2 separate regions of the Homo sapiens genome follow, and region 2 is linked to region 1. A link is an interaction called in ENCODE POLR2A ChIA-PET data of the cell type or tissue named here. Cell type or tissue: MCF 10A. All regions are shown on one strand. Links, peaks and the distances in the headings refer to the core of each region. The heading gives the core; the rest is flanking DNA. Region 1 overlaps CMSS1 (cms1 ribosomal small subunit homolog). Region 2 holds the start of MIR3921 (microRNA 3921).

Region 1 (16,215 bases), core at 4,893-12,892:
TTACCAAACCTCTGTGAGAAATAGAATATCACTGGAGTCTCATTCCAGATGCTTCAAAGGGAAACTGTTCTTATGTGAATGATGCCACTTTGAGAACTGCATCTTGAATTAAGAAGTTTTTCATAGTGCACTAGGCAAGTCTCCAATTTTGTATGGAGAACCATGTAATGTGAGGGCTTCACATCTTTGAAGAATTCCCAGGATATGGCAACTTTAAACTATTGACCTTCACTGAGAACTGTCATGAAAATAGTGCCCTGGCTTCTCCAAGTGGTCTAGAATGTGAGTAACCAAAAAATTATACTTTGTCTAGGAAGTGTCCAGCTGTAATCATCCAAAAACCTGAACTCCCATTGGCTCAAACAATAGTGAAATATGTCACCACACAACAAAAAATCCAGCCTTGTGGCAGGTTCTAGACATAGCATGTTGCCTCTGACTCCCTGGTTCTTGTGGCTTTGATCTCTTCCCTTTGATGGCTTCATTGTCACACTGGTAGCAAGATGACCTCAGTAGTTCCAGGCATCTCATCCAAACCTGCAACACCCAGAGGTGGAGAAGGTGCCATCTCTTCTGGTGTCTCTTTAGGAGCCAGTAAGCCTTTCCCATAACTCTCCCCCAATTCCTTACTCCATCTCACCCACCCTCAAAGGCTTGCCCTTATGCCTTATTGTCTGGAACTGCCAAAGGGAAAGAGAATGACATAACTAGCTTATAAATCAATCAGATTTTATCCTTGATCTAAACATAGGTCAAGTTCATGTCGATCATGTGGGCTTAATGGATTATTCTAAGTTATCTTTTACATAAATTCTAAGCGTACTATTGGCCTGTATTTTTCTTCACAAAGAAGATGAGGCCCCTGTTGGTGCTGATCCCCCAAAACAGAGCTGAATTAGAAGTGATCAGGACAGTGACTGGAGGAGGAGTGGCAATGCCTTGCTAAGATGCAAGCATGATGCTCTGTGTGTCTGTTCTCTCAAGTGTTACTGGGAAGAAATCTGGGGATTTTTAGAAGACACCTTTCTGCTTTCAGGTATCTCTATTTCCAGTAACAAAATTGGCATCTAGACTTTTTTTTTTTTTTTTTTTTTGAGATAGAGTCTCACTCTGTTGCCCAGGCTGGAGTGCAGTGGCGCAATCTCGGCTCACTGCAACCTCCGCCTCCCGGGTTCACGCCATTCTCCTGTCTCAGCCTCCTGAGTAGCTGGGACTACAGGCGCCTGCCACCACGCCCGGCTAATTTTTTGTATTTTTAGTGGAGACGGGGTTTCACTGTATTAGCCAGAATGGTCTCGATCTCCTGACCTCGTGATCCGCCTGTCTCGGCCTCCCAAAGTGCTGGGATTACAGGCTTGAGCCACCTCGCCCAGCCGGCATCTAGACATTTTTTAATAGGCATTTAGTAACAGTAACAAATATTATTGTTCATTTTATAGAATTTGAAGTCTTCTCAATCTAAGACTAGATTTTGGTTTTTTAAGGTATGAGGTTTTATGGATCTTTTTACTATCATGTAGGTATCTAAGAATTACATCATTTGTTTGACAAAAGCAGATAGCTAATTCCTTTAAAGTTAGCTATTTTAAAGTAATCTTCAATTGCTTTAATCTCAAATCATTTATACTCTACAGATAATTTATTTTTCTGTGATGAGCAGAAATAGTTTCATGCTGATTGAGAATGATTTTTGTTTGCCAGCATCCCTTTATCAAATATAGAGATACTTAAAAATATCTTTAGGTTTTACTTCCCTCCACCCCAACCCAAGACGTTTTGAAGGTAAAAAATCTGGCTCCCCCTTTGCCAAATCCACAAATATTTCTGTGAGTTGCTCTACAGTTTTCTTCTTTTTGAAGCTGGGTGTCAAGATATTCAGTATTCATTTATTAAGGACCTGCTATGTTAAGTGAGATACATTTTGGAGGAGGAAGGCCAGTTAACATAGAACCAGCATATAATAGCTTCAGTAAATTTTCTTTCCTCTCTGCTATGATACTCAAAGTTTTTTTGTGATATTGCAGAAAGTAAGACAAATCTCCTGCTTTAAGACAATTACAGCTAGGAGTTGGTTGGAGAGGTATTAATAGAAAAGGAGATAGGATGGTTAAAAACTAAGTAGATTGCATAAGATACATAAATAAAATACTCTTTCAGTGCTAAGGGAGAAGATCTGTATCTGAAAAGGTGTAAGAGAAGGTGGCACTTAGGAGTTCAGGTGAAGATCTGCCCCATTTGTTCATCTGTTGTGGGTGCCTAACAGGAGCTAGTCTGGTGCCAGGTCTGGCCAGAGGTGGATTCACTGGCCCCATTAGCTTTGTGTGCTGGTGTGCTATTTTCTTGTTTCCACTTTTAGTTGTCACCTTTTTGTTTTGGGTTGGTTTTTTGATACTTCTAAAGTCTGTGTTGCTTATTATTTCTTTTGCTCATGGAAGAAATGTAGGATAATGCTGAATTTACTCTGAATTTAGATCTTAGGGCAATTTGCTTTCTTACAGCAAGGAGGAAAGTGAATACTTTAATTTTTTAAATGTAGGAAGTTTACTATCTTGCAGAAAGACTGTTTCAAGATATTTCCTCATAAAAACGATATTATTAATTATGGAGTTGATTCCCAGACTAGCACAAGGAAGCTTACTCAACCCATAATAAAGCTGAAAACTCCATTTAGGTAACTGTGATAGTATGGTGATTTTGTAGCACAATAATAGCATAATTCACAAGGTTTATATGTACTCCTATTATTACAGTACGGAGTAGAGAACAATATTCTTGCAAACGTATAGAGTTCAAGCTATATTTAGGTCAGCTAGCTTTTTGTGGACTAGCTGGGACCCTATGTGTTACACGAAACATGATATTTAATTAACAAATGTGTTCCAGGTTCCCACTTTGGATTCCAGGTGAATACCTCCCTGTCACATCCATGGCAGCCTCAGGCCAACTAACCTGAAGAAAAGTAGCTCTGGAAATACTCTTGCCCTCCAGGTGCCATCCTTCGAACAGGGTGTAGGCTGGCTTTTTATATAGAGAGAATGTTCACAACTCAGGTGTTCATAACCCAGAGAATGCTTATATATATATAGTGGCCAGGATGGTTAAACTTAACTATATTTTATTCTTAGCTGTCTCAGGTTCAAGCATGATAGCATGTTCTTTTAGGCAACTTGCAGTCACCCATGTTCACTGCTGGAAAAGCTGAAAACATCCCTCTTTAAAGAATGAATCATAATCCAACTAGCTTTGCAGTTGGTCTCATATATTTAGTGAGCTTTCAGTCAGCAGGACTTTTTTTTTTTTTTTTTTACTATGTATCCCATAACATATGAATGGTAATATTTGTGGCTTATTCAAGGTACTGTATTTCCTTCCGCTCATGGGCAAGAGCTTATTTTTTGGCTGATCTCCTTTTGCAGAAGAGGCCAAGTTCCTGGTGGTGTTTGCTAGATATAGTTTAGGGAACTTAGTTCACAATAGCATAACTATGAACCCATGGTAATTTTTTTTAACCTATAGATTGGTTTTCGTATACCAAAAGGGGATAATCAGTGCAGATCGAAATAAACATTCATTTCTTATCACTGTACATGTAATACCACACTTCCACATGTTGTCTTCCTTAATCTCCTTCATCTTTGATGGAAAACCTCTTCCTTTTAACTACTCTCCATCAAGTTTTCTGTTGACTCAGGACAATACCCTAGCAGCCTTCACCCATAGAATAGGTGCCTCCTTAAAAGACTGGTTAAATGTTGGCTAAACTCTAGCAGTGATTGCTAGAAAAGAAAACAATGTTGATGTTTGGTCAGGGCTGGACAAAGGAACCCATCATCTATGTTTGGTCAAGCTCTAAGCTGTAAAGATAGTCTTTTTGTAGAGGAGACATGTGGCTCACTGGAGGAGGGAACCATTTGCTTCTGCAGGGAACTGCCACGGTTCCATATTATAAAGCATGAGTCATGGATGTCTTTGTGATTACACATCCTTCTTCACATATGTGGAATAAACTTTTAGAAAAAAAAAAGGAAGTTAAGGGAAAACAGAAGTGTGAATAACTGCTAATGGTGCTCTCACTGGCTCCATTCCGTCTGCTATTTCATGATACATAAAGGGAGTAGGTCAGAGATTCCTTTCCTGGCAAATAAGTGGCAACATATGTTTGAAACAGTGAATGGAAACTATAGGAGGAAAATGACAGGCATATGCAAAAGGAAGGCAAGGGAAAATTTGTTGCCCTAATGTTAGCCACATAATTGGTATGCTTTTCTAGAGAGAGGCTGTTTCATTTTAAACAGTCTGCATGCCCCATTAGTACAGCATTTCTGTGTGTGAAGTGTATATATTTTCTAGGCTTTGGGGATTTTGGTTTTTTTCATGAATGGTAGTCACCTTAAGCTACTGAGGCTTCATACAGAGTCCTTTGAGAGAAAGGTTCCCAAAAGAGAACGTAGTCAGGAAATAGGACCCTTTATTAAAGTAGTAAGAACAAAAAGAGAGGAAGTAGTTAACAACAACTATTTTGATGGGCTAAGAACAAAGGAACAGGCACCAAATTACTATCTTCTGGAGTGCTCTTCATTTAAATTATAATTCTACAATGATAGTGTTGATTCATTTGTTGCCATAGCAACCGAACCTTTGTTCAGTAGAGTTTTGAGATTCTATAAGGTTCCAGAGGACTAGGGTTTAACGGTTTTTGTTCCACAATATATTCATAAGCAATGTTGCCTACTAATAAATTGAAAGCACAGTGATTTTCTTTGAAAAAATAATTTTCATAACAAATCAGTGTATACAACGGGTGCTGAAGTCCATTTCCACTCACCTGTCATACATGGCTAATAAATAGAAAATGTATTTTCAGTCGCAAAATTTAATTATGGCCAATTGGAGAAAAGTGCTAGAGAGAATGATTTGTTTCTCAGAACAAATTTTTTTTTCTTTCTTTGCATAGAAATGATTGTGATTAAGAATATTGTCAACTTTTGGCCAAGCATGGTGGCTCACGCCTGTAATCCCAGCATTTTGGGAGGCAGAGGTGGGCAGATCACTTGAGGCCAGAAGTTCGAGACCAGCCTAGCCAACATAGTGAAACCCAATCTCTACTAAAAATACAAAAATTAACCGGGTGTTGTGGTGCACACCTGTAATCCCAGCTACTTGGGAGACTGGGGCAGGAGAATCGCTCGAACCCAGGAGGCCTCCGCGGGAGGAGGTTGCAGGGAGCCGAGATTGCACCATTGCACTCCAGCCTGGGGGACAAGAGCTAGACTTTGTCTCAAAAAAAAAAAAAGTTGGCTTACTTGTTCTATACCTTTGACAGTAAATACAGCTCAAAACAAAGCTAAGAAAAACAAGTGAAAGTTTGCCATTATATACCTCAACTAATTTGTGTTCATTTGCCTGACACCAAATTTTGAATTTTCTTTACTAGTTATTTTTTTAGATCTTGAGTAGTCTATATTCTCTAAGGCTTAATATTATTGCCAAGACAATGGGATGCCTTATGATGGAGTGCTGGGGTATCGTGTATTTGAGGAGAAATCCAGAATACTGAAAGTAGAAAACCAAAATTGTGTTTTTGAGATTTGGGAAGCAATGAGGTTCTGAGCTGGTTAGTTTATTATATTTTTTGTCATACCACTATCTCATATTTTACCTTGACCAGATGGGGATGTCCAGGATGGATGATGGTGATCATAGAGGGATTCTGTAAGAGAACTCCACTACAGAGAATCTCCTATAGTGTGTCAAAGCTTTCTGCTGAAATATATGTGGTAAAACAAATGACCACGAATATGTCCAGTGTTCATAGTTAAATGAAGTTTTCCATGTTTCTCGTCACCATGAATAATTGAGAACCAACTCTATTAAGAAAAGATATCCTACCTCCAATTCTGATTCCTCATACCAATGTTACATTTAATTTTCTCACATTGGTTTTTTTTTCTCCAGTTAGTCGTCAGAATGTATTTATTTTTAAATAGGCTTATCTAAGTTATTAGACTCTCAAGGAAACTTTCAAAAGCAGGCAGGCTTGGTTTAAATGTAGCTTATTTGAGGGTTTAGATATGATACAATATTTTTGTTGCATATTTTGACATTTTTGAAGGTTATTTGGAAAAAAAGTATATCTTTATATTGTAGGTAGCATTATTTTTAGAGCTGTATTGTAGGTGTATGGAATGAAAGATTGCAAACAAATTATACTATATGGAATTACACAATGACCAGGGCCTGTGTTTGTCTTGATTCATAAGCCCAACTTCATCTTTTCATTCCATTATAAATAGAAACCTGGAAAGATCAGCTAAATAAAAATTATGTTTTGTGGTGACAAATTTCCATCTGGAATTATGACATGCACCCACTCACACATTAAAAATATATGTGCAAGTCAAGCGCGTTGGCTCATGCCTGTTATCCCAGCACTTTGGGAGGCCGAGGTGGGTGGATCACCTGAGGTCAGGGGTTCAAGACTAGCCTGGCCAACATGGTGAAACTCTGTCTCTACAAAAATACAAAAACTAGCTGGGCATGATGGCGGGTGCCTGTAATCCCAGCTACTTGGAATGCTGAGGCAGGAGAATCACTTGAACCCAGGAGGCAGAGATTGCAGTGAGCCAAGATCATGCCATTGCACTCCAGCCTCGGCAGCAGAGCTAGACTCCATCTAAAAAAAAAAAAAAAAAAAAAGTGCATTTTTCACATCATCCTAGCAGTTTTGTTTTTGCTTTGTTTTAATAAGGCTTGAACTATTACATATGAATACCAGAAGAAGGTACAATTGAATGAGGTATATTGCATGAACACTGACTCTGAAGCTCTAATCGAAGTTTAGCTTTATTTCAAACTACTCTCTTATTAGATACTTATTAATACCAATCAAATTTCTGTTGCTAGTTTCATCACCTGAGAAGGCTGGAACACACATACTGAAAAAAAAATGTGGTTATTCCTCCTTATTAGGACCTCAAAGACAGCTACAGTGAATGTGCTTTGATTATATTAGATGGAGATTTTATGTGTGCATTTATTTAGAGACTTAAACTGGGAACTCATTTCTTTTTATCTAAAAATATCTTTTAAAAGAATGTAGTTTCTGATGTTCGTTGATCTTTATTTTGCATCATATAAAGAGTCTGCTCAGTTTTATTTTGAACAGGACACTTGGTTATAATTTTCAAAAGCAGATTTTTGGTTTCCAATACCAAGTTATTACACTTTATGGGTGTTTTGGTCATTTCTTATTATGATGCATTCCTTTAGCCTTAATGAGCATAACTAATGCACTAGAGTTAAAAATGGAAATCTCATATTTTAAGATCATATTGGAAATTATTCTACCTAAATCTTTTTACAAAGTTTTCCATGAATTATATTAATGACACAACTAAACAAGTTATTGTATATAAAGGATTTAGTTTTTTTGTGAGATCTAAATGGTAGCTGTTGTGATTGCTGTTGTTGCTTTTTTCTAGCAGTTTCCTAACCCCTATTGCATTCTTCAGCAAACTATTTCTAGGACAAAGTACTAGGAATCTGACATAAAGTACACTGTTCCTGAAATTGTTATGATAGATGCTTTGGACTCCCACCTCCTTGATTGTGATTCCATTATGGTCCACCTTCAGGGCATCTTTTCTTAATGCACATTAACTCCCAGGGTGATGAACCAGACTCCCTGGGTTTGCATGTTGAATTGCATAACTTCTCTGTGCCACCGTTTTCTCATCTGTAAAATGGGAATGGTGAGAGTACCTTCCTCATAGGGTTGTTATATTTAAATGAGTTACAAACTTTAAGTGCTTAGAGTAGGGCTTAACTAGTTAGCTGTTACTAGTACATTCCTAAGGTGCTAAATACGGTGTTCTGGTTCTACTGGATCTTTGAAATCGTATAATTCTGAGGTCAGAACCAACTTGTCAGGACTTTAGGATGAAATAAATATAAATGTATGTGAAAGCGATTTGAAAAGTTAGTATGTAATACATATCTAGAACAGTGTTTCACACATAGCAGGTATTCAGTAAATATGTATTGGATGAATTAATTTAAAAATTAAAAATATTATATATAATGGTGATATCATTAGTAAAATTTATGACTACAGGATGGAAGTCAAAACCACTCAACCTCCTTGAGTTTGAGACAGAATATTCAACTCATCTACATTGATGAGGTGCAAAAAACAAAGATGGTGATGATGAGGATATTAATAACAACTAACACATACCTGGTGCTTCTTGTATGTTAAACACTATTTTTAACCCTTTATATTGATATAAATTAATTCATTTAATCTTTACAGCAGCCCTATAAGGGTTATCCCCATTGAATAGATGAAGAAACTGAGTCTCTAAGAGGTCATAAATAACCAGATTTCAGATGAGATAGAGTGCGTTCAGGGTGGTATGGCCATAGACAAGATTTCAAACCAAGGAAGTTTGGCCCCAAATGCCATACCTTTAGCCCTATGTTATAACTAAGGTGTAATTTCATAAAAGTTATTTGTTCCAACCATTTCTTCACACACTTAATATTCATCAGAACTTCCATAAAGTACCAAATGGGCTGATCATTGTGTAATCTTCCCTCTTTCTTCTTTTCCACGCAAGTCTTAAGTGCTGATACTCAAACTGAGCTGCACGTTGGAACTACCTGGTGTGAGCTTTTAGCACAGTTGCTGTTTCAGCCTCAGAGATTCTGACCTAATTGATGTGCCCCGGTTATCAGGTTTTTTAAAAGCTTCTCTGGTGATTCTTACATGTAGCAAAGTGTTAGAAGCACTGATCTAAAGGAAAATGAAATTGGCCTAGGCCCTAGAGTATGCCTGAGGGGAAGGGGCATGATGGTAGTAGGATCTGGACCCTGGAGAATCCAGGAGTTGAAACTCAAGCCAGTTTGCTTTGCTTCTTATTGATAATTATGAAGGCAGGCAGGGAATACTGGGTGGAAATACTGGATAACATTTGGTGTGGAATTTACCAAAGGATTAAACTGTATACAACATTCTTTTAACTTGTTATTTAATACAAATCAAGTAAGCTTTAGTATTGCTTTAAGGATTGGGTCTTAGATGGTCATTACAAATCTTCAGGAAAGTGTTGTTTAGAAAAACAAAATGGCTACACGTTGAAATAGGATAGTACCTTCCTTTAGAGATGCCAACTTAATTGCTCCAATGAGAAGAGTAGTCTCCCTTTACTAAACTGTTTAGGAAAATTGATATTTATTTCTAATGTTTATGGTTTGTTGTCTCAGAAGATTAATGCCAAATCCTCAAAAATGTAGTGACAAGCGATGACTCATTTTAGCTCATGTCAAAACAATGCACTTTTGTAATTTTCCTGTCCCTGGAGAAGCTATTAAACACTGAACAAAATGCCTCAGAATGAAACTGATTGAGTGTTTCAAATTATGTACTTTTGCTTGGCTATTAGCCAGATGTTCGTCGGGAAAGCTCACTGTACATCAAGGCCTATGATTTGTGCTGACAATAATATTACATAGTTTACACTGCTTAAATATCAGCGATGTGTATTCTAAAGCTAAATAGTCAAAGTTCAGTCTCTTTGCATAATCAAGTTGTGTAACTCTACTCTCAGCCAAGTGATTTTTCCTTTATTAACTCTGGACGGGATGTAAGTAATGGGTAAGGTATTTTTCTCTGCATTATCTTGTTGATAAATAGCACAGATTCCAGCTAGGTTAGGAAGAGTCTCAACACACACACATACACACACATTTTTAAGATTTATACATTTGATTTTTTTGTGAGTGGTACCACCTGCCTTGTCCCTAGTAGAGCTCAGCATAATGTTTTTTGTGTAGTAGGTACACAAAATATGTGTTGCTGATAATGATGCCAATAAACAAAACAAAACACAGAGTGTTTTTTTCATTAATTTCCTATAATCTGCCAGTAATATATGAGGTCTTACAAGAATCAGTGTTAAGCCAACTATGTTTTATTTTTTAGAGACAAAATATTTAAATGATTGGCTTGCTTTCACTGACCTCCTAAGTAATAGAAATATTCATGATGTTATATTAGACATTTGTGGAGGACAATAAAATTAGTGTAACTGACTCTTAGTATTCGAGACATTCTTAGTACCATGTGACATTTTTTTGAGTAGGAATTTGGGGGCATGGTCTCTTGACAACCAAAAGTATGAGGTTACTCATAACAGTTTCTATTACACCCAGCACCTGGGAAAGAGTCAGTGCTGAATAGATATCTGTTGAATTGAACTGAATTGAACAGATATTCAACTCATTCTCATTTGCTCATGTTTTACAAGAAGCAGTTTCTCAGATGCATTTCCATGGGAGGACATGAAAAAAGGTAGTGAAAATGAAATACCTTCTGATTCTATGGCATGGTAATAGGAAGTTATCTTGATATATAAGGGTATCTAGCTGTCAGCTCATTCTGAGGAAATGGTGTGAAGGGTAGTAATTCAAACTATATCTGAAAACTATAGTTTTGATCCAGGGAAGAAACCTTGGATTATAGTCCATTGTTACCAGTAGACACTGGACAACCAAAAAGATTAACAAGTCAACAAAATGCTTGTCAGGAAGAGATTCACACTAAATCAATAGTGTGATCTTATTTTTTATTAAAAATCAGGCATATCCATGTTATGCTTTCTACTATTCTAGTTGCCTGTCATGGAAAAGGTTTAACAGAATTTGGAGGTTACACAGACAGAATGGTAATGGGGTAACTTCCATGTGAAGATAGTCTGAAATTTAGATGATAAATTGATAGATTAAAGAGGAAAAAAATCTATGAAAGTGATTTATTTAAAGCAACTAAAATCTATAAAATCATAAGCAGTGTGGCAGGACAAATACTCCTGTTCACCTAAACCTAGAACTGTTAGAATCTGAGGTTTCATGATTAAGGATATAAACAAATGGTCAAACTTCTGGGTTTAATTCCTTTCCTGCCCATTTATACTTTTGTGTCCCTAGGTACCTTATTTATCATCTCAGGCCTCAGTTTCTTCATCTGCAAAATGCTGCTTATAATAGTAACTCTCTCATAGGGTTGTTATGAGGATTAAAGTTTAAGAGAGAAGCACTTAAAACAGTAGCTGGCACGTCATAAATCTGTGTGTATTCATACATGTGTGTATATGTATACACATATGCATGTTTTTTTTTTTGAGACGGAATCTCGCTCTGTCACCCAGGCTGGAGTGCAGTGGCGTGATCTCAGCTCACTGCAACCTCCGCCTCCCGGGTTCAAGCAATTCTCCTGCCTCAGCCTCCTGAGTAGCTGGGATTACAGGCGCCTGCCACCACACCCAGCTAATTTTTGTATTTTTAGTAGAGACGGGGTTTCACCATGTTGGTCAGGCTGGTCTCGAACCCCTGACCTCGTGATCCACCTGCCTCGGCCTCCCAAAGTGCTGGGATTACAGGCGTGAGCCACCGCGCCCGGCCATGTATGCATGTTTTAAAGAATTTTCCATATGGGTTAGGTGGACCAAAAAAAAAGTAGGTTTAGAAGAATTTTGATAGATTTATGGATGATTCCAAAAATTGGCTGTTAGGAGTAATTCATTTTTTAAGCTTGCATCTTAACAGGACCCTACACAACATCCTTGTAGCTACCATGAGAAACTGGGACCCTGGGCTGGTTGGATCAGTGACGTGGCCCCCAAAAAAGTGTGTCTTTTTTTACTAAGATGCTTCATATAGAAAACTACACAATGCTCTTTTCTTATTTCTGAGGCAGAAATAAGAAATAATAGAGCTGTCGTCCCCTGCTGCTTCATTTAATGGTACTCATTTGTCCTAAATAAAAAACTCTTCATTTGGTAATAGAAAAATATGGCTTCAAGTAATAGAAACAAGCCCAAGCTAATTGAGTTAAGCAAGATCTCTGGCCAGGAAGAGTAACTGTTGAGATATGCATCTTGTTTTTCTAAGCAAACACTCCTATTTCAGAATCTGATTGGACCTTAAAATCTGCTTACCTGGTTTAAGCTGCCCAATTTTCAGACAAGCACTTTACATTTCTGGCAATAGTGAGTGTGATGAATGTTTTTGTTATTATTGCTCTTAATGATAAGTGTATGGCTTTCATTACAATAAACAAAGGTCTATAAGGGCCATAGGCCAGATTGTTTCACCATTAGAATGTGCTTATTTTATTTTCATCATTTGCTAGTATTTTTGTTCCTAATCTTGGAAGAGATCTTTCAGTAGGGAGAGAAAACATTGCTATCCAATCAAGTATTTGTAACCATTTTCAGTAGTAGAATCTGCCTGGCAAAAATTTATTTGGTTTCTATGAAGGCAGTGTTTTCAGCCCTAGCATTTTTGAATTATCAAATTAAAATAGAGCTTTTTAAAAATATATTTACTATGCTTCTTTAGAATAGGATATTCCATTAAAATGAGGTCAAAGAGCCTTCCAAACATTAATTCTTGTTATTTTGACATCTTTTTATTTCAAACATAGTAAGCCTTGAGGTTTCCTTACTTTTCTCTTTTTTTTGTTTTTTTGTTTGTTTGTTTTTACTTTTCTTTATGGCTGCTTATTGCCTTCCAGTCAATTTTAGATTCATGCTAATTTTACCCCATTATCACTGTAGCAACTACCTCCTTCTTGCCTCCCACACCCACTTCTCTTCTGCGAGACTTCGTTCTATCCATCCTCTTTTGCTCTAGAATCTTCAATCTCAGTTGGCTTTTCCCCCTAATTTCACTGTTTCTACAAGTGACCAGCCTCTCTCTTTCCTACCAGTCCTTGGCAAACCTCTTGAAGGAGTATTATTACACTCTTTACGTCTACATCCTCACCACCTTCTTTGGGTCCTTGAAGTCAGGTTTCAGTGTCTACCATTCTGAAGAAATTGTTCTCTCAGAGGTCATTGGTGGCATCCTCAGATCCAAAAGCCTTCACTCTGACTTCATCCTCTGCCACTGCTCCATGCCAGTTAACATAGTTGACTGCCTGGTGACTCCCACTGGTCTTTCCAAGTTCTCTTTCTGTTTCATAGACTGCTTCTTGTCTACCTTCCTAGATAGCTTATCCCCCTTTGAATGTAGGCATTTGCCAGGACAGGCCAACTCTTTGCTTTCCACAGTATTTCTCCCCTGGGACTATCATCTACTACTGTTTCAACTTCCCTTCTGTGCTGAAACTCCCAAATTTTTACCTTCACCACTGCTGGCCTGAGTTCCATCTAGTCCCATGTGTGCACTTACTCCTAGATATCTCACCAGTTCCTCAACCACAGGATTCCAAAGCCAAACTCTCTTGTCCTCTACCAGTCTTCTAATTGCTCTTACTAGGACTAATCTTCTTGTCATCAGGGCCCACAGCAATTGCTGGTCTAGTCTTTGTATGTCTTGCATCTTTAGAACATGTAACATACTCCATTTTACATCTTATAGCATAATCATTATTTCTCCATTTTTCTCGTTTATTGAGGTATAATTTATTTTTACTAAATGTGCACAAATATTAAGCATACAGATTGATACACTTTTACATATGTGTGTACTATATAGTCTCTATCCAGATTAAGTTATAGAATATTTCCAACTCTGCCACTAGCCTCCTTTGTGGCACATTCCAGTTGATATCCACTTTCTTACTGAGAGGTTGCCACCATTTGATGTCTATTACTGTAGATTAATTCTGTCTGTTTTGGACTGCATGCATGTGGACTCTCATATTAATGGAAATGCAACTTCATATAAATGGAATTTACATTGCCATCAGAAATGTATGCAAACTCTAGTTGCTTCACTTCTTTAACATTTGGTAATATCTTTTTATTTAGCCTTTCTGGCCAGGCGCAGTGGCTCATGCTTGTAGTCCCAGCAGTTTGGGAGGCTGAGGCAGGCAGATCACTTGAACTTAGAAGTTCAAGGCCAGCCTAGAAAACATGGAGAAACCCTGTCTCTACAAAAAATACAAACATTAGCTGGGCATGGTGGTGCATGCCTGTGGTCCCAGCTACCTGCGGGGGCTGAGGTGGGAGGATCGCTTGAGCCCAGGAGGCAGAGGTTGCAGTGAGCGGAGATCGCACCACTGTACTCCATCCACCCTGGGTGACAGGGCCAAGACCTTGTCTCTAAATAAGTAAATAAATATTAGCCTTTCTGGTAGGGCTGTAGTACTCCCTCGTTGTAAATTTAATTTGTATTTCCCTGATGATTTATAATGTTGAAACTCCCTTTCACATGCTTATTTGCATATTCTCTTTAAGGCCCCTTCAAGTCTGTTTCTTTTATATTGGGTTGTCAGTCTTATTTTTTATTAAATTATTGGTTTATAGGAGTTGTTCATATATTCTGTATGTGAGTCTTTTGTTGGTTATACATAAGCAAATATCTTCTCCCAATCTGTAACTTGCCTTTTCATCCTGTTGTTGTATTTTGATTAACATAACTTATTTATTTCAATAAAGTCTTACTTTTTTAACCTTTTATGATTGGTGACTTTATGTTCTTTTCAAGAAATTTTTAACTTCTTCAAGGTCATGAAGATAAAACTGAAACACAGAAAGGTTAAGTGGTTTGCACTAAGATTGTGGCAGACTGAGTTTTCCTCAAAACTTTAATTGTCCCCCTCTTCCTGGGTATATGGCTGCCCAACCAGACATTTCTAGCTTTTCCAGTACTGAGAAGTGGCTATGTGAGTTTGGATTGGATCATTGAACTATAAGTAGAAGAGATGGTCATCCCTAACTTGAAAGCAAGACACTTTTCATGTATTTTGCCATTTTCCCCACCCATGCCCTAACTCCCTACCATGCCCTATAACAGAGATATGGTAGAGTTTCAGTATTGATCATGTGGATGAAGACAACTCTGAATGGTTTCATGGAGCAGAACGACTTTTAAGTTTATTTAAATAATATTTAAGTTTATTTAAATAATGTTTAGATAATTTAAAACTTGTTTGAATAATTAGAGTATATTTAAACCTAAATAAACATATTTTTGGGACTCTTACTGTTATTTAGACTTCAACAAATACACAGAGTTGGTTAGCATATACTGGAAGCAGCCCTTCAACTCAGATCTTCAGCTTCTTGTACTCTTAATACTTTGTCACGTTATCATAGTGCTGATGGAATGGTGTGGAATAGTTATCTTAACTACCTATTACCCTTTTAATTTTCTTTTTTATTTTTTTTGAGACAGAGTCTCACTCTGTTGCCCAGGCTGGAGTGCAGTGGCGCAATCTCAGCTCACTGCAAGCTCCACCTCCCGGGTTCATGCCATTCTCCTGCCTCAGCCTCCCCAACAGCTGGGACTACAGGCGCCCACCACCACGCCCAACTAATTTTTTGTATTTTTAGTAGAGACAGGGTTTCACCATGTTAGCCAGGATGGTCTTGATCTCCTGACCTCATGATCCACCCGCCTCGGCCTCCCAAAGTGCTGGGATTACAGACGTGAGCCAACGCACCTGGCGTACCCCTTTATTTTGACATCTGCAGCTCTTTGCTGAACATAACATTGCACCCATAGCTTCCACTGTTTTTTCACATTATGTGTACTTAAGCCAAACCATATTCCTTGCTTTTTCCTGAATTTGATTGCTCTTTTTGCCCTAATCCCCTTCCCTTATGCTATTAAGTCCACCTATAATGATTTTTGTGTTCCCTTCTCTTTTTCTCCTTGTCTGAACTATGTCTGTCTTTTAATGTGCAACGCTAATGCTATCTGGATCCATTAGGAGATCAAGCCATTCCTGATCCCCTAATCAGTGATCACCTCTTTTTCCACCACCTGAATGCTTTTCTCCTCCTGAGGGCAAGGGCCATATGTGTGATCCAGTGCCTGGCACATGGAAGGAACTCAGTAAGCATTTTGAAATGAATGAATAAATGAACTAGATGATAAGTAAATTTTTCAGGTACTGAAACTGTGTATTGAATATTTGTAAATATTGATCTGGTCATGCAATGAGCATGGCCAAGGATTTTTAAACTGTCCAATTGTTTTTGTGTCTTCTCTGTCAGTGAAGTTCTAACTCGGCAGTTCTGAATCAGCAGAATTTCTGTGCTGTATCACTTTCATCTTCCATAACATAGCCCATGCAGCTGGATATGTCAGTACAAATTGCTGACATAGTATGTCCATTACCTAATTTGACCTTTTAGCAAATAAGACCTTTCTATTATAAAGTGAGAAGAGGTATATGTGGAAAAAGAGATGCTATTTTCTATT
Region 2 (16,215 bases), core at 5,522-13,521, 65 kb after region 1:
ATACCCCCTTCCCTTCTGTAGCTGTAGTTTCTTTCTCACTATTGGTTCTTTTTCCACAACTTTATAACACGCCCAGTGGTCCCACTTTCTAATAAAATCTCCCTTTCCCTGCTCCCCACTCTGCCAGTTTCTCTTCCATCTTCACATTGCCTGAATTCATTGTACTCATCTCCTAATTTCCCACCCCCGACTTACAGTCCAGCTTCTGCCCTCACCAATGGCTTCCTAATTTCCAAATCCAGGAACCTCTTCTTAAAGAGGTCTTCCTACCTATTTCTGTCCAGGGCTCTAGCTGGATTTAATAATGCTGTCTTTTTCCCAGCTGCCCAAGCTAGAAATCTTGATGCTATTTTGTACCTCCTCTTAACCCTGCTTAACATACTGTAAGAATAAAAATACTTGTGTTTATGTTTGTACATTTATTTTTTATTTGATATACAGCAAAAAAAATACTGTATGAAGTAGAGGAGTGACAAAACATTCATCAGGGTGATCTGATTTGGCAGTGAAAGGGCCAAGCCGGTGATAAAGCATGGAAAGTAGTAACAGCAGCGAATGAACCACATGCATTGTATGCATAGCAGCTATTCTTAAGAATTCTGATTTCCACATATTCTAAGCATTAACAGAAAGTATTTAGTTGAAGAAAGCCAACCCAACCAAGACTTGAAGCCAGAATGTTGTTTTTTTCACAAATAGTTGTGATATTTTTGAAATGCTAACACAAAATTATGTATCTACACATATGTGTGTATATATATATAGAGAGAGAGACATGAAAGATCCTCATTAGGTTTCTGTGTGGTAATATCATCAGACATCTTTTAAGGAACAAAACAGTGCTCTTAATCACTTCTTTAATACCGTAAACAGTTGGAATTTTCACCCTCTGGGGCCTCCTATGAACCTCTGCAGAGTAGTTCAGCCGTCAGACTGGAAATTAAGCTAATCAGTAGTTACTTGGCACTTCTCCTTTTCTCTTTTCTTTCTTTCTTTTTTTTTTTTTTTTTTTTTTTTTTTTGGTGTGTGTGTTTGTTTGGAACTTGTTTAATGAAAACACAGGTTCCATTCAGTGATATAAAGCAGCACATCACAAAGCTTTTTCACACATAGCTTGTTTTTAGTTCTTAGGCCTGGATATTTGTATGTTCTTAATATAGGCCTAATAACAGCTGAAATGTCATTTTTTAGATTCAACAAAACCTGTGTTTGGAACCTGTTTAATGAAAACACAGGTTTCTTTCAGTGATATGAAACAGCACATCACAAAGCATTTTCCAAGATAGCCTCTTTTTAGTTATTAGGGCTGGATATTCATATGTTTATATAAAGGCTCAATGGGCTCAGAAATGTCACTTCTTTTTTTTTTTCAATTTAAATTAATTTAATTTTAATTTCCAGGATACATGTGCAGGATGTGCAGGTTTGTTACATAGGTGAATCTGTGCCGTGGTGGTTTGCTGCAGCTATCAACCCATCACCTAGGTATTAAGCCCTGCATGCATTATTATTATTATTATTATTATTATTATTATTATTATTATTATTATTTGAAGGTAACATGGAGGTTTAGTTTGAATTTAAGAGAACAGTAACAGAAAGGGAAAATAACCAGCCACCCAGGGTCTATTTTTAACTGCCACGGCTTGAGCAGAGCCATGAAGAGAGAGAACTAGGGCCTGTTAATGCCAGCCATGAAAAAGCTGCTACAGTGGGCAGTGTGTGACTGAGCCCAGCAGGAAAGTGCTTACATAGCACTCAGGCCCACCTTTCAAGGACCATGCAAAGAAAGGAGACATTTGAGAGCCAACAAGAATTATAACATGTATGTGCCACAGAAGGGTAGGAGGAATTCCACGGGGAAATGGTCACATGGGTCTACGGTTAGTAGAATTAGACAACATTTCAGAATACACTTCCAGTGAAGCTTGGTTTGAATCTTGGTACTCTTGCAGGAGAAGAAGAGAGCTGGGGGCAGAGCAGGCAGTGTGAGGCATAGAGGCATGAGCCAGCAGGGCTCCTTCAGGGAACAGCAGTGTGGATCATGGGGCTAGAGCTTGAGGTTTTGGAGAGGCTGGTGATGTAGTGGAACAGGCAGAGAAGGGACCAGAGGAGATGTCAAAATGAACTGGAGATAGCTGTACTAGTTTGGCATCTTAAAGAATTTTGGCTTTACACTTAGGCAGTGGGAAGCTATTAGTTGTCTCTAAGCAAGTTTTCTTGTCTCTAAAATGGAAATAATGAGCTCTATACCACTGGATTCTTGTGTGTAAAAACAGCAAATTATCATGCCTTGGTAACTATTTGTTCCTTCATTTTTTTAATCCGATAAATTATTGAAATAGGTTATAAATGTAACAGAATTTGAAAACACATCAGGATATGATGGTAATTTAAAAAAAATTCATTGTGTAAATGTTCAAGTAGTTTCCATTTTTCCCAAACTTTATTTTTATTTTATTTTTTGAGGCAGAGTCTCACTCTCTTGCCCAGGTTAGAGTATAGTGGCACAACTTCAGCTCACTGCAACCTCCAACTCCCAGGTTACAAGTGATTCTCATGCCTCAGCCTCCTGAGTAGTTGGGATTACAGATGTGCAGCACTGTGCCCAGCTAATTTTTGTATTTTTAGCAGAGGCGGGGTTTCGCCATGCTGGCCAGGCTGGTCTCGAACTCCTGTCCTCTTGTGATCTGCCTGACTCAGACTCCCAAAGTGCTGGGATTACAGGCGTGAGCCACCGGGCCTGGCCATTTTCCTCAAACTTTAAATATTTTATTTTCTATATAAATATTAAAAAGAAGAGGAATTAAGTCATTTAATTTGTGTGTAGCTCTAATTCATTACATGGGTTGTATCAATTTTCTGAGCCTTAGTTTTCCACGTGTATAATTTCTTTAGCAGTCTGATAAATTGAATTTAGTAATCTGTAGACCAAAATGCTATAGCCTTTTAGAGATGGAACAAAATTAGTTGTAATAAAGATGCTTATTTTCTAACAGACTCCAATAAATAGAGCAATAATGAGTCTCCACTGGATTATCACATTAGCTCCCAGAGGACATGGGATAATTGTATAGAAAACAATTAAAGGAAGGGATTGTACTAATGTAATTTTTTTAGAATTACCCAACAGTAAGATTATGAGCATGGTTCTTGACTGAGCCCCCCAGCCCACTCAGTGTAGTAGGACTAAAACTCAGACCACTCCCATTGTACAAAGGAGATGCATTCAATGCATTCAGATGGCTAACATCTGTCACTTGCAGAAAAAAAGATGGGAGTTAGGCCTAGCTGTTCCTTTCACCTTTCCTCCTTTCCTGCCTCCCTCCTTCATTTATAAATTGTCTAAAGTGTGTATAGCATTATGCCTCTCAATGTTATAACGATTGGCTCCATCCCGACCTGGGTTAAGTTTAACATTGAAAAATTAGTGGTAGCTCACAACCTGCCAAGTACCGGAGAGAAGTAGTTCTTTTCTCTCCAAGATGTTTGACATCTTGGAAACGGCAGTTTCTGTGTGTTTTTCTAGTTAGAGTAGCCACCTTTACACACCTAGTTTTTGTTATTCCTCTCAACAACACTATGAGGTAGGTTTTAGGATCCCCATTTTACAGATGAGGAAAACGAGGGCTCCAAAAAGTTAAGTGGCAGAACCTGGATGTCAGATCAAACACTGTAACTCCCAGCCCAGCCCTCTTTACCACAGCTGCTCCTCAATTAGGCAGCCCAAGTGTTTGTCCCTACCCACAGGGGAAAAATCAAAGATTTTGAACACTAGTAGAAGCAACATTCTGATTAGGAATATAAAAGATTACAGCGTGAAGTGAAATAATCTCCCTCCTCACCTCCTGTAGGTCTTGCCCAAATCATTCTTTAGCATCTTCTTCTATCCCTCCCTCCTACAGTCTTTTTACCTGCTTCCTAATCATTAGATTGACATCTCAAGGTAGGGGAGAAGTAGGGGAGTCCAGAGTCCTGGTACTGGGATTGAGGGGAGGAACACTTTCACTTTCAGGGCTATTGTTCTTGCTTTCCTTTGTATGAAGTAGTATTTTCTGTTATTGATTTTATGTTTACTTACTGTCTGAATTGAATACTGTTAATTTATGTGCCCTTGGCTCTAAAGCTCTGGTTATATATTTTTGCGTTGTTAATATTTTTAATTGGTGTTTCTAAAGTAAATGTACTCTGTGTGTTTGGCAGACCAACAAAGTGAAATGTAAAAAGAGTCTATTTTTAAAAGTAACCATATAAGGTGAAAAGTCCCTTTTTGTGTGGGTGTGTGCATGCGTGTGTGCAGATCGCAGGTTTTATCAGGAACATATTCGTTAATATTTATTGTCACAGTTTACAGTGTGCCCCTTGAGTCCCTCTGGATTATGCACAGCCCAAATGACGTAACCTTGGAAAATGCAATAAATCTAAAGTTGGAAACCACTTCTAATAGGAAGTTTCTTGAAAGTTGTAAAGTTAAATTGCCTCTTCCAGGATGAGGGAGGTGGTGCGGAGAATGCCCGAGGGGATCCGGACTTGCCTCTTGCAGGTGTTATCCCCTGTGTTGGAATGCTGGGTTTGTGGGTTGGATTATTTTGTTTTGTTTTGTTTGAAATCCTCTGAGTATTTTTTTAACCCCAATACTCCATGGGGTGGCAAGCTTATATATATACCTTAAAATGTAACCTTTGATCATCCCTTTATGTATCTACAATGACTCTTATGCTATATATGCATACCCAGGAGCCCAGAAGTATAATTTAATTCATCAGAATCTTAACTTTGCAAGGAGACAGGCATTATGTAGTTCATTTTGCCAGCCCATGTGTGAACCCATCCAGTGACGTGCAGCTGAATACTGGTCAAAGTATCCCATGTTTTACATTTTAGGACATTCTTTGCCATATTATTTTGGGGAGCTGGAAAGGCTCCTGGGAACCGATACCTTTGGCCCTGGTGCCTCTTTTTGAAGCTACTTAGAATATTCTTTTATAAGTGATTTAGTCTAAAAAAAATTTTTTAAGAATATTCTTCTCCTTCCAAGACATTTGTAGATATTTAAAGATAATGACACCGATCTTGCCTTTCCCCCTTTCTAGATGTCAAACATCTTTAGGTCTGCCAACCTATTTTCTTATGTCATAGTTCGTTTGTACATTTGTAGAGCACAAACCGGGTATGCATTAGACACAGCTAGAAACTAGGGAAGCACTGAGGGACCAAGTAGTCTGTGATTCCTGCCCTTCAGGAACTTCTGATCTATTAATAGCAGAGTGGCAAGGGCTATTATAGGGGCCCCAAATTTAGCCTTGCTGATTGGGGGTTAGGGATGTCGGGGAAATTTTTCTGCAGGACACACCACACAAGCAAAGTCCTGAAGAGTACTATGAGTTACCCAAGGAAGCGAGATGAATGAGGAGAGGAAGGTATTCCAGGAAGGACTGGCTTGCTGGAAAGGCTGAAGGTGAGGGGATGCGTGGTGAGTTCAGGGAAGTGAGGGTGGTTCATTGTGGTTGAGGCACTAAGTGGGAGGTGAGGAGTGGGGAAAACAGATGCAGAAATGCTAGGGCAGAAACCAGGGCTAACAGTGGGAAGATGAGGTCGCATGTGATGGGAGAGTGGAAGATGATGGGCAGTCCTCATCAGGAAGGATATTTATTGTTCTCTTGGGAACATAATTACTATGGGCAACATAAAAGGTTCTGCATGAGGTCATTTAGGTTTTGGAATATTTTGTATATTATCTTTTGTTGTTAGAGAAAGGATATATTCAGTCATTAGGGTTAGACAGATATAGCTCTTTCAGTAGCATGACCATTTCTCCAGCAACAATATGTTTGGAGAAAGAAGAGGAAGAGATAATATTGTTTTAACATTCTTATGACTGTGAGAAACTTTGGTGGCTTTTATACACAGGATTATAATTAATAATAACAACAACAACAGCAACAAACACATATAGCACTGTAGGCCTGGTCCTGTTACAGTAAGAAATAGAATGTCCACATTAACTCTATGAGGTAGGTATTATCCTCAGATACAGTTAGTTTAAATAACTTCCCAAAAGTTAGAAAGCTAAGTGGGAGAGCTAGGATTTGGCTGCAGCCCCTAAGAACAAATTGGGAAAGATTTAAGTCATAGATGAAGTACTCTGAGGGTGCCTTAAGACAATGGCTGTAGCCTGCTGTTTATGGTCACAACTACATACTCACTGGAATGTTCATGGCCGAGATAAATAAAGCAAGTATTCATCCATATTTCACATGTTACTCACAGGCATTGCTGCATGGAAGAGATTGCTCTCTTGATGGATTTTAGGAGCTAGCCTGGGTTTTACCAGCCGTTGAGGTTGCTTGCAGCCTTAGTTTCTCTCCCTGCCTTCTGCCACTGTCAAAGAGGGTTTAGCCTGCCTACAGAGGGTAAAATAATTAGGATAACAGTGCACCAGAGAAAGTTCGAAATGCTCTTACTCTTAGGGAAACCTTTCCAAATCAAGCCACTTAATGCTAGCAACCATGAAGGTATAGTTGCCCCAGAATAGTGTGTGGTTTTCCACTAGCAGTGATTTTACCCTAGTGTTGACTGATCCCATGTGGTGGATATATGCAGGTAAGTGCTTCTTGGGAACAGAAGGGATGAAGATAAATAAGAGAAAGTTTGAAGTCATGATCCGTGGAGCCTGTGCTATATAGGAAAAGAAGTAAAAATAAGAGTGGGCTGTTATATAAGGATATAGCACAGAAGTAAGGGGCTGACGGTCTCTGTGGGTCCAAAAAGAAGTGAAGTGGGAGCAACTGCTTGAAAGTATTAGAAGGATAAGAAAGAATGTTGATTGAGCGGGATATTTACATTTTGTGTCAGAGAAGACTTTTAGCACTCCTCTTTGCCTTGATGGTGTTACCTGAATATGCATCCATTTTTTTTTTCTTTTTTTTTAGACGGAGTGTCGCTCTGTAGCCCAGGCTGGAGTGCAGTGGCGTGATCTCGGTTCACTGCAGCCTCGCCTCCAGGGTCCTGGTTCGAGCAATTCTCCTGTCTCAGCTTCCTGAGTAGCTGGGGATTACAGGCACACGCCACCATGCTCAGCTAATTTTTGTATTTTTAGCAGAGACAGGGTTTCACCATGTTGGCCAAGCTGGTCTTGAACTCCTCATCTTGTGATCTGCCTGCCTCAGCCTCCCAAAGTCCTGGGATTACAGGTGTGAGCCACCGCGCCCAGCCACATCCATTTGTTAATGACTTAATTAAAATGTGTCATAACGAAAATGATCAGTAGGCCAGGCAGGAGCTCCCAGGTACAACCAAGGTGAAGCTGATTTCACATGACTTTATAATCTTCAAGCCCATGTTTGAATATTTGAACATAATAATTGTTATGTGATTAAATAAAAACAGAGGGCATAGACTCGTTCTGTGGTGCAGATTTACCCTATAGACTTATATGCTCAGTAGGAAGTACATTGAGTTTTTATAAGCAGTGATAATTCTATCTTCCAAATCCATTACGCTTCAGTTAGATTTAATTTTTATTTATCAATATTTATCTTGATTAATGATCTTACCTCTAGCTAGGTTACAGGTTCCATGAGAATAGGGACAGTGTCTGTGTCTAGTTTCTCCCTAGCCCAGTACAAGGCATATGGTACTCAGAGACTTAGGGATTTCTAAGTCTCTTGAGTACCATATGCCTTGTACTGGGCTAGGTGATGTTTAGGATGGGTCCTTAAACAGGATCAAGGCCAAACCACTTACATTATAGTGAGGCAGTCAAGGTCCTGACAGGTAAGTGATCTGCTCAGGGCTCAGAGCTAGGTAGTGAGAAAGCCTGTGCCAAAACCCAAATCTCATTCCTCACTCTGTTCTTTGCACCATATCACTCTGACATTGAATCAGGTTCTTGTAGTGATCTTCTCTGTGTGTCTAGGGCCAAAAGGAAATGTGTTTCCTAAGCTAGAGCTTCCCAACCTGTTTCTCAATATGGCTCACAGAGAAGCTGGGAATATTTGTCTAGAACAGTATGGTAAACAAAGGAGGCTTTGGAGGGCAGCCGAAGAAAGAGGTCCCCTAGGAGACTAATGCCCAGAAACCTCCAGGCTACCCAAGGGGGATCATACCTTCACACACCTCTCATCTACTATGCTCCCTGTAACTGTGGAAAAACTCTTTCCTAAGTTAATATTAGATCACTTGAACATCAGTCCCATAGTGCACAGATACAATAGTTTCCCAGGCTTTAAGACTCTGTATAAAAATTGTTCTTCAAACCAAAAAGAAACATGATCCTTTTCATTGTATTTCTTGAAGTACCTGATATACTTAGATACTGCTGTATCTGTAAATAAATTATGATACCTTATAAAGTTTTAAAGGAAATTTACAAGTGTTATTTTCTAGTAATTACCTTGAAAGATTACATTGGTCCAGGAAAATGTTTTCTGAAGCAATGTTAATCCTACTAGCCAAGCATATCACTTAGTCCCCACTGTGAGATGAGGGATATGTGCTTAAATTGTGAAACAAATATATGAGTCAGGTATTTTTCCTTTGAGTCCAAGTGGTTTATGACTTTCTTTCCTGTGTTCTTTGTATATGTGGGAGTTTTATAATTTTTTATCAAGAATGAAAGGTTGGCCTGTGTTCTTACTGGTGCAGGCTGTCACATTTCTCTCTGTTGCCCAGTCAGGTGCTATGGCATGTGCTGCTTCTGGCGTAGTGTACTCTGTGGATGTACCAGCATGTTCTTCAAGGTCATGACTGATTTTCCAGACCTTTGGAATTGAGATAAATGTTAAATTTGTAGCTATCTCTGAATTTCTTCCAGATACTTTTCTTCATTTGTTTGTTTGTAGGGTAAACATACCTGATAGCAGCAATTTAAGCATACCCTTAGAATGACCATGTATGGCCAGTGCACCTGAATGTGTGTTCCAAGGTAGGGAATCCAGGAATGGCCAACTCGGAGATTCATTCCTTACTATGATAAATATCTGAGCCCCCTGCTCATCCTGTGGAACATGGGCTTATTGGGGATTAAGGCCCTGAGTTTTAGGTTAAATGAAGGTTACCAGATGGAGGTCATTAGGGGGAGGGTGTTAAATGAAAATGCTTTATAAACTGCATGCTGTTTGCAAGCAGTTGCAGTTTTCCTGCCCAGCCCGCAGCCACTGGCCATGCAGTCATGTTGTCCAGCCTGCCGCCACTGGACCATTTCTGTACATAAGGCAGTTCTCCTGTCCCGCCTGCCACCAGTTCTCCACTCTCTCCCCATATGTAAGCCCCTAGTAAACCCCATGTCTCATTTGCTGCCTCTGGGTCTTTTCTTCAGCCTCTTGAACCTAGTGCCTTCCCTGCTGAGGTTAATAGGGGTACAGCACAACAGTGTTGTAACACAGAAAGTGATATTTACAGGGATATCTCTCTCACAATATCTCTTAGGAAAGGTAAATAAAATGTTCACAACTTGTAGGTGAGTAATTCCTTAGATAAGTTGTTTCTTAACTTGGGAGGAGTTTGGGAAGGAACCTAAGCAGGCTGCAGAGGCTGGGCATGGGAGCTTGTCATGGCTGGAAGTTGAAATGGTCAACTCCAGGCAGATCTCCTGGGGCAAAGCAGCCTCCACCACCAGTAGCCCTTCCTTTCTGTTTCTTTCATAGCCCCACTGCTCCATCTGAAGCCTGAACCCTTCCAGAAAATTGATGGATAGATTTTTTTTTTCGGCTATATATAGTTTTAGAGGTTAGAACTAGATATAATTCAGTCTAGAAGATTTCTCCTTCCCCAGAAATGATTGTTTTTGTGCAGAGCCCCGTCAAAATAGTACGGAGACTTAGACTGAGTTCACTCATCACTAACAATTAACTTTATAAACATTCAACAAGTAGGACAACTATTATTACTGTTACTCAGAACCCTTCGCTCTGTATATACAGTTTGATTTAAGATGCCACATTTACATGGCATTTTCAACCTTCAAACTCTAGCAGATTTTAAAACTAGGTGGATGAAAATAGAATCATTCTAATAAATGTAGTGTGTCAGATTTGAAAAATCATTTGGTGAGCAGGATCTCTGTAAAGTTATATGGGCCACGTATACAAGACGTAACTGAAGAAAATTAATTCAACAGAGCATGCCGTACTTGAACGACTTAGAGATTTACTCGAACTGAACTAACTCAAGCTGGCAGAACTCCGAGCAGCCTGGATTGTAAAGTCTGGGTGAAAATAGATGGAGTATGCCTGACTGAACCTCTGTACTGCCCCACATGCTATACAGGTGGGGGATTGGATGGCTGTTAGGTGATCATTGCATTCTCTTTTGGATCCCTATTGAGAAGAAATGATAAGAGAGGGAAAGGATATGGGGCAAGAACAGTCTGAAAAAGAAAGGATAAAGTTCTCAGACTCTCTTCACACTCTAAGAAGAACTTTCTGAAAAGCTTGGATTAGGTCTGGCAATGGATATAATAAGCAAAGGACTCTTGGAATGTGTTCTTGGCTCTTAGCCCCACCTCTGACTTTGAGCAAATCAGCTGATTTCTCTGCCTGTAAAATAATAGTCCCTCTGATATTAATACTTACCTCATGAGGTTATTTAGAGGATAGTGTTGGTAATAATGCCTTGTGTTTACATCATTCCTTTCACAGAGAGCTCAAAGCACTTTACATGCATTGAGAGAGAAGCTTCTCGTGAAGAGTAAATAGAAGTGTTCACTTTTTGGAAATGAACTTAGGCCATAAGAGCCTGAATTTAATGCATTGCAGGAAGAAATATGGTACATAGTGATCCAGTGGGTCAACTGAATTTTTTGTTCCACTAAGAGTCCCCTCCTGGCTCCTTGTTTTGTGAATTGAGGAATATGGTGAGTCCCTACACCTGGATGGGAAATCCCACATATGCAATTGGAATGGTCTCTCACGACACATGCAGAGATTGAAGAACAGTCTGGACATTTTTTGATAACGTTCTTTGGGCCTTGGTAGTAGCTGAAAGACACCTGAGAAATCTTAGCTCAGAGCTACAGAATGACACTAATGGATCCCAGAAATAGAAATGTAGATGTGGAGTGTTTTATCTGTTTATTTCACCTCAATTCAACCAATACTCCTTGAGTGCCTTTTATATACATGATTTTGAGTGATGTGGAGAATGAAAGAGACACAACATGCTCAGGAAAGTTAACCTGGTATTAGCAAGGAGAAGGAGTAGGATTTACAAATAGATAAGTGCAACGGTATGTGGGAGTGTCAGAAAAGCATCACAGTACTTCAGCACATCTACTTGGGCAATCTCAAACATGTATTACTCATGTACCAAGCAGTATGCTGTTCACAGAGAGATACAATCTCTGCCTTAGGGATCCTTGGGGAAAACATGTACAAAGAGATAGTTTTAGCACATTCTAGTAAAGGCAGTGATCAAGGGCACCTAGCCTTACGTGGCAATTTAGGGAAGGTACCTTGGAGGATGAGACTTCTCCTAAAGTCTTAAGAATTGAAAAGAACATGGGAAGGGAATTCCAGGCTGGGAGAGTAGTATGTTCATACGCCCTCAGTGTTTAACCTTCTTTGAACAAAAAAATGGCAAACTACAGAAAGTTTGGTCTTATTGTAGCCTAAATTGTACTTAGGGGTACGAGTGAGAAACAGGGATTAAGATAAAGGACCTGTTTTGCTGTCTTGTTTACTGTTGAATAGTAGTATGAAGTAGGTCCTGAAAAACTATGTTTTTGGGGGAAAAAAAAAAAAAAGACTGAATGATATGTTGGGTTTAAGTCCTTGCAGGCAGGCTATCCAGGTAAATAAACATGGAAGGTGATGGGAGGTAATCTGGGCTGGAAATACAGATTTGGAAGTCACCCCATATCAGTGGTGTTTAAAATCAAGAGCAAATGAAATTGCACAAGGAGAATATATAGAATGAACAAATTACCATGGGTGAAGCCTTGAGTAATACAGACATTTAAGAAGCAAACAAAAGACAAGGAACCCATGAGGGAGACTGGAAAGGAAAAAACAGAGAAATAAGAAAAAATGAGAGGAGAGAATTGATACATTTTCCTCAGGTGTGGCATTATGGAGTTCACTGGTGTCTCATCAGAGAAGTTTCAGTCCAGTGGCCAGGGCAGAATGACATTGTGTCTTGTTTTAAAGTAAATGGGTAGGGTAAGAAAGTTGAGAAGGGTTAGCACAAACCTCTCTTTCAAGTCACTTGCCTTAGAAGAGAAGGAAGGGTATGGTTTCTGGGGTGCAACCCAGGTTCAAGAAGCAAAAAGAAAAAAAAATTCATTTGATAAAAGATTTAAATGGGTTTCTGGGCTTAGAGGAAAGAGTAAATAGGCACTGAGAATTTAAAGATTTAGGAAGTAAAGGGGATAATTAATGGAGCTCGGTCCTGGGAGTGCTGAAAAGGGGGGCCATGTGTGGAGGGCAGGGCAGGATCTTGACCTGGAGTAAGAATACCTCATCCTGTCATTGAAAGAAAGTGCACAAGGACAGGTCCAGGCATATCTAAGAAGGGGAGGGGAACAATATTGGGATAATGTATGTATAATTCTCTTATTGAAGTAGAAAATGATGTCATCTGCAGAGAAGGATGTAGCCTTGTTTGGGCTCTTGAGCAATATGACAGTTTGGTAACATTGCTTAGTAAAATAAGAGCAAGCTAAGCAAGAATGAGTAGGAGGTTGAGCCACGTTGATGGCCTATTTGAGATTGAGGACTGCAGATTTATATAGTTGCGTCAATCTGAAAGCTGACTTTTTTTTCCAGCTGAGCTCAACAGATTGGTCACAGAAATACAGAAGTCTACGTTTGAATTGATTCTAAAGATATTAGTGAAAGAATGGTTGAAGTAATGAGCCGTGCTATCCCAACTGGGTAAAGCAGTGAGGCCAGGAAAGAGGTCAAGGAACTATGGTTTTCCAGAGATTGGAGAGCAGAGGTAGTAAGGGCAAAGGCACGGGGAGCCTGGAAGGATCAGAGATTGTGGTCATCTTCACATAATGGATAGGAAGCAGCCCCACTAGATAATTAGTTGCAGGGTTTGACCTTGGAAATCTGTGACCATGGAGATGAAGAAGGTGAGGAATTTATAGTTTATTGGATGGCTTGTCTAGATGGATACTGAAGTCACTCATTGTCACAAAGGGTATGTTAAAGATTGTTGCCAAGTGCCCTAGTCATGAATAAGTGTTATGGAGGGACCAGGATATTAGCAGGGGGACATCAATGAGAAAAGATAATTGGATAATATGAAATTCAACAAATGAGGCTGTTACATCAGAGGCATTAGGGAGTAATGGTTTAGAAGCATTATAAAAAGGAATAATCAGTTAGGCATTGGCTTAAAATTTGGATAAGCCATATAAACTTGTTGATATTTGAGTATTTTGACATATAAAAATAGTAATTTCATATGGTTCAACCTCATACTTTGCGTGCATTAAATCATTCATTCTCACAACTACCTTCTGAAATGGGTTATCATTTTGCAGCTGAGAAAGTGAAGGCATAGAAATAATAAGTAATTTGCCCAAAGTCATCTGATAAGTTTTGGAGCTCAGTTTCAGACCCAGGCAGTCTGGCTTTAGAGGCTGCAATCACTCTGAATAGGGAATGCCCACCTTACCCTCACTGCCCTTCAGGCCTTCTGGTGTGTGAGGTGGATGAGACCAAACTCCTCTTAAGCATGTAATAACTGAGATAAATGCTGTAAAGGAAATGAATGTGGTTCACTAGTCAGTTTTGAAGTCTCATTCTCACATACTCTGTGCTTCCCCACCCTATTTGTGTTCGCTTTCACTCCCAAACTACTTCTACCTAATTGCAGAACACTTTCTCTACATTTTGCCTAACTGAAACCTAGCATATCCCTGCTTTCCTTGTAGTTTACTAGTAGATAAGTAGGAAAATAGTTCTAGACCTTGCATGTACAGGGTCACAAGAGTTTAAAAAGAGCAAGGAAAACCATTCAGTAAATGACAAGACATTCTGTATATGGGATATGAACTGGGCTGGGAGAGAGGTAGAGTACTTAAGAGAGCGTGCTACGATAGACCTCAAAGGACTTTTTACCATTCTAAAGACCTTAAACATTATACTATCTGCTACAGCCAGCCACAGAAAGATTTTAAGAAGCAAAATGTTGTGAGGATATTATAGATAAATGTTGGTGTGGATGCAATTAAAGGGAAAAAGACTAGAGGTGGGAAGATGGGTTAGGAAGCTGTTGCAGTCATTCATGTGAAGGAATAGGGCTTGGCAGTGCTCCTACCTGTGTGATTGAAGAGGAGGGGCTGTATTCACAAGATATTTAACAGCAAGGATTGGCAGGTTTTGGTGTCTCTTAAGAGAATATGGGGGCTGGGCGTGGTGGCTCACGCCTGTAATCCCAGCACTTTGGGAGGCCAAGGCGGGCGGATCACTAGGTCAGGAGATCGAGACCATCCTGGCTAACATGGTGAAACCCCGTCTCTACTAAAAATACAAAAAATAATTAGCCGGGCCTGGTGGCAGATGCCTGTAGTCCCAGCTACTCGGGAGGCTGAGGCAGGAGAATGGCGTGAACCCGGGGCGCGGAGCTTGCAGTGAGCCAAGATCGTGCCACTGCCCACCAGCCTGGGTGACAGAGCCCATCTCAAAAAAAAAAAAAAAAGAGAATATGGGATGCTGGAACCCATAAGTGAGATCACCACACAAGGAAAGAAGTCCATTTGAAAGGAGAGATGAGGAGTCCTCTTTTCTACATGTTGAATATGAGATGTCTGTAGAATCTGGGTAGAAATACTGGTATGGGACTCAGGAATGAGGTCTCACAGGAGATGCAGATGAAAATATGTTAGTATTGCTTAACCTCTCTAAGCCTCACTTCCAAAATTCCCACTTCCTCCATCAGCTTTTGTCTTGTAGCCACTCCCTGATCTAAGTTGGTACCAGAGTATAGGGACAGAGACCTGAGTGAACTGTGGCTTTAGACCTGCTTTCATCAGGACCTCACACTGTGGACTCACAGGAGTCTGTATGGTAGGGTCTAGGATACACACGGAACCTCAAACTTCTGAAAGGAGTCCTCTCCCTGCAACACCATTCCCATAAAAGAGAACAGAGTCGGTTCCTAGCTTGAATGAATGAATGAATAATGACGTTGGGGCCTCTGGATATAGATCATTCTAAAAAGCACCTATATACTCTTTTGGTAGGATTTGGTACAGGTAGGATTATGTAAACCTGGTTGCTGACCTAGATATATGTAGTCTTGTTGGGAAACATGGATTAGTCATAAAATTAGCACACTGACATGGAGTATAGTCAGCAAATGGATAAGATGGTTAAGTATCTATAATATAGTTTGACTAAGCAGTTAAGTGAATCAGTACGAATATTATTGAGAGGAACCTGGTTCTGACAGATATAAGGTAGTGATATTGCAGACATATAAAAATATAGACTGATATGCAAAGTGTGGGGAAAGATGTCATTCAAACCAGTCTTTTTATGGGCTTAATAAATTTGATAAGGGAATAGGAAGAAAGCTAGTCATCTCTTTCCCTTAGGTTGAAATAAACTTGACCCAATAGAGTACCCTAGTTTTGTTCATTTGCCGAATTGACTTAGATGCCAGGGATTTGCATGTGGAAAACTAATGCCATGGCAGGATTACTAGACTGTAAATTCATTAAGAAGTCTGATGATATCATAAACCGTGAGAAGCCTCTGTCTTGCAGCAGCATCGGAAACGTCCCCGTCCCCATTTGAGTAAGTGCTGGTAATCCATTTTATTTCTCTCCATTAGTTATTATAATAATAACAGATTGGTGACACGGCCTCATTTTCTGCCTCTAGTGCTGTCTGCTGCTGGGCACAGCTGCTCCCAGTCATTCTTTCCAGAGTAAATAACGGTTCATGTTTCCATGGGCTGTCGCGAGAGCTTTCTGTGCTTATGAAATGAGCCCATGTCACCACCCTGTTGGGAAAGATTGAAGGCATGGGCAAAGCCAAGGAACTGCATGGGAAAGCCAGAGCTTTACCCCTACCCTAAGATATGTTTTTTGCTCTTGAAGACATTTAGATTAACTGGGTGTTAATGATGTTAACTTCCATAAGTGTGAGGCAAGAAAATTCCATCACTTGGCATCTGTCTGATGCAGGCCTTTGGCTTTGGAACTTTTTCTTTCATGTTAGATGTAAATAATGAACTCCTTTGTTGTGAGAGGGTTTGTTA

What was found. Peaks named below come from ENCODE experiments on the same cell type or tissue, not always from the same donor. Only the 100,000 strongest peaks of a DNase experiment are listed, where the experiment ranks them.
Region 2: POLR2A ChIA-PET joins it to region 1 with 17 read pairs; 5 of 35 experiments call an interaction of 5 or more read pairs at or near these places.

The regions. Positions count from the first base shown.
Region 1 is chr3:99,892,090-99,908,304 of GRCh38, forward strand. All of the region lies in intron 1 of CMSS1 (cms1 ribosomal small subunit homolog), which reads left to right. The region is part of intron 4 of FILIP1L (filamin A interacting protein 1 like); the gene reads right to left. All of the region lies in intron 1 of LOC105374010 (a long non-coding RNA gene), which reads left to right. Among named protein-coding and RNA genes, the nearest start is that of MIR3921, 64 kb to the right of the region's middle. In MCF 10A, for the core only: no CTCF peak of the experiment used is centred there; a DNase peak (open chromatin) is centred at 9,372.
Region 2 is chr3:99,956,701-99,972,915 of GRCh38, forward strand. The region is part of intron 1 of CMSS1 (cms1 ribosomal small subunit homolog); the gene reads left to right. All of the region lies in intron 1 of FILIP1L (filamin A interacting protein 1 like), which reads right to left. It overlaps MIR3921 (microRNA 3921), which reads right to left and starts at 7,698; the gene lies at 7,614-7,698. All of the region lies in intron 1 of LOC105374010 (a long non-coding RNA gene), which reads left to right. In MCF 10A, for the core only: no CTCF peak of the experiment used is centred there; a DNase peak (open chromatin) is centred at 8,541.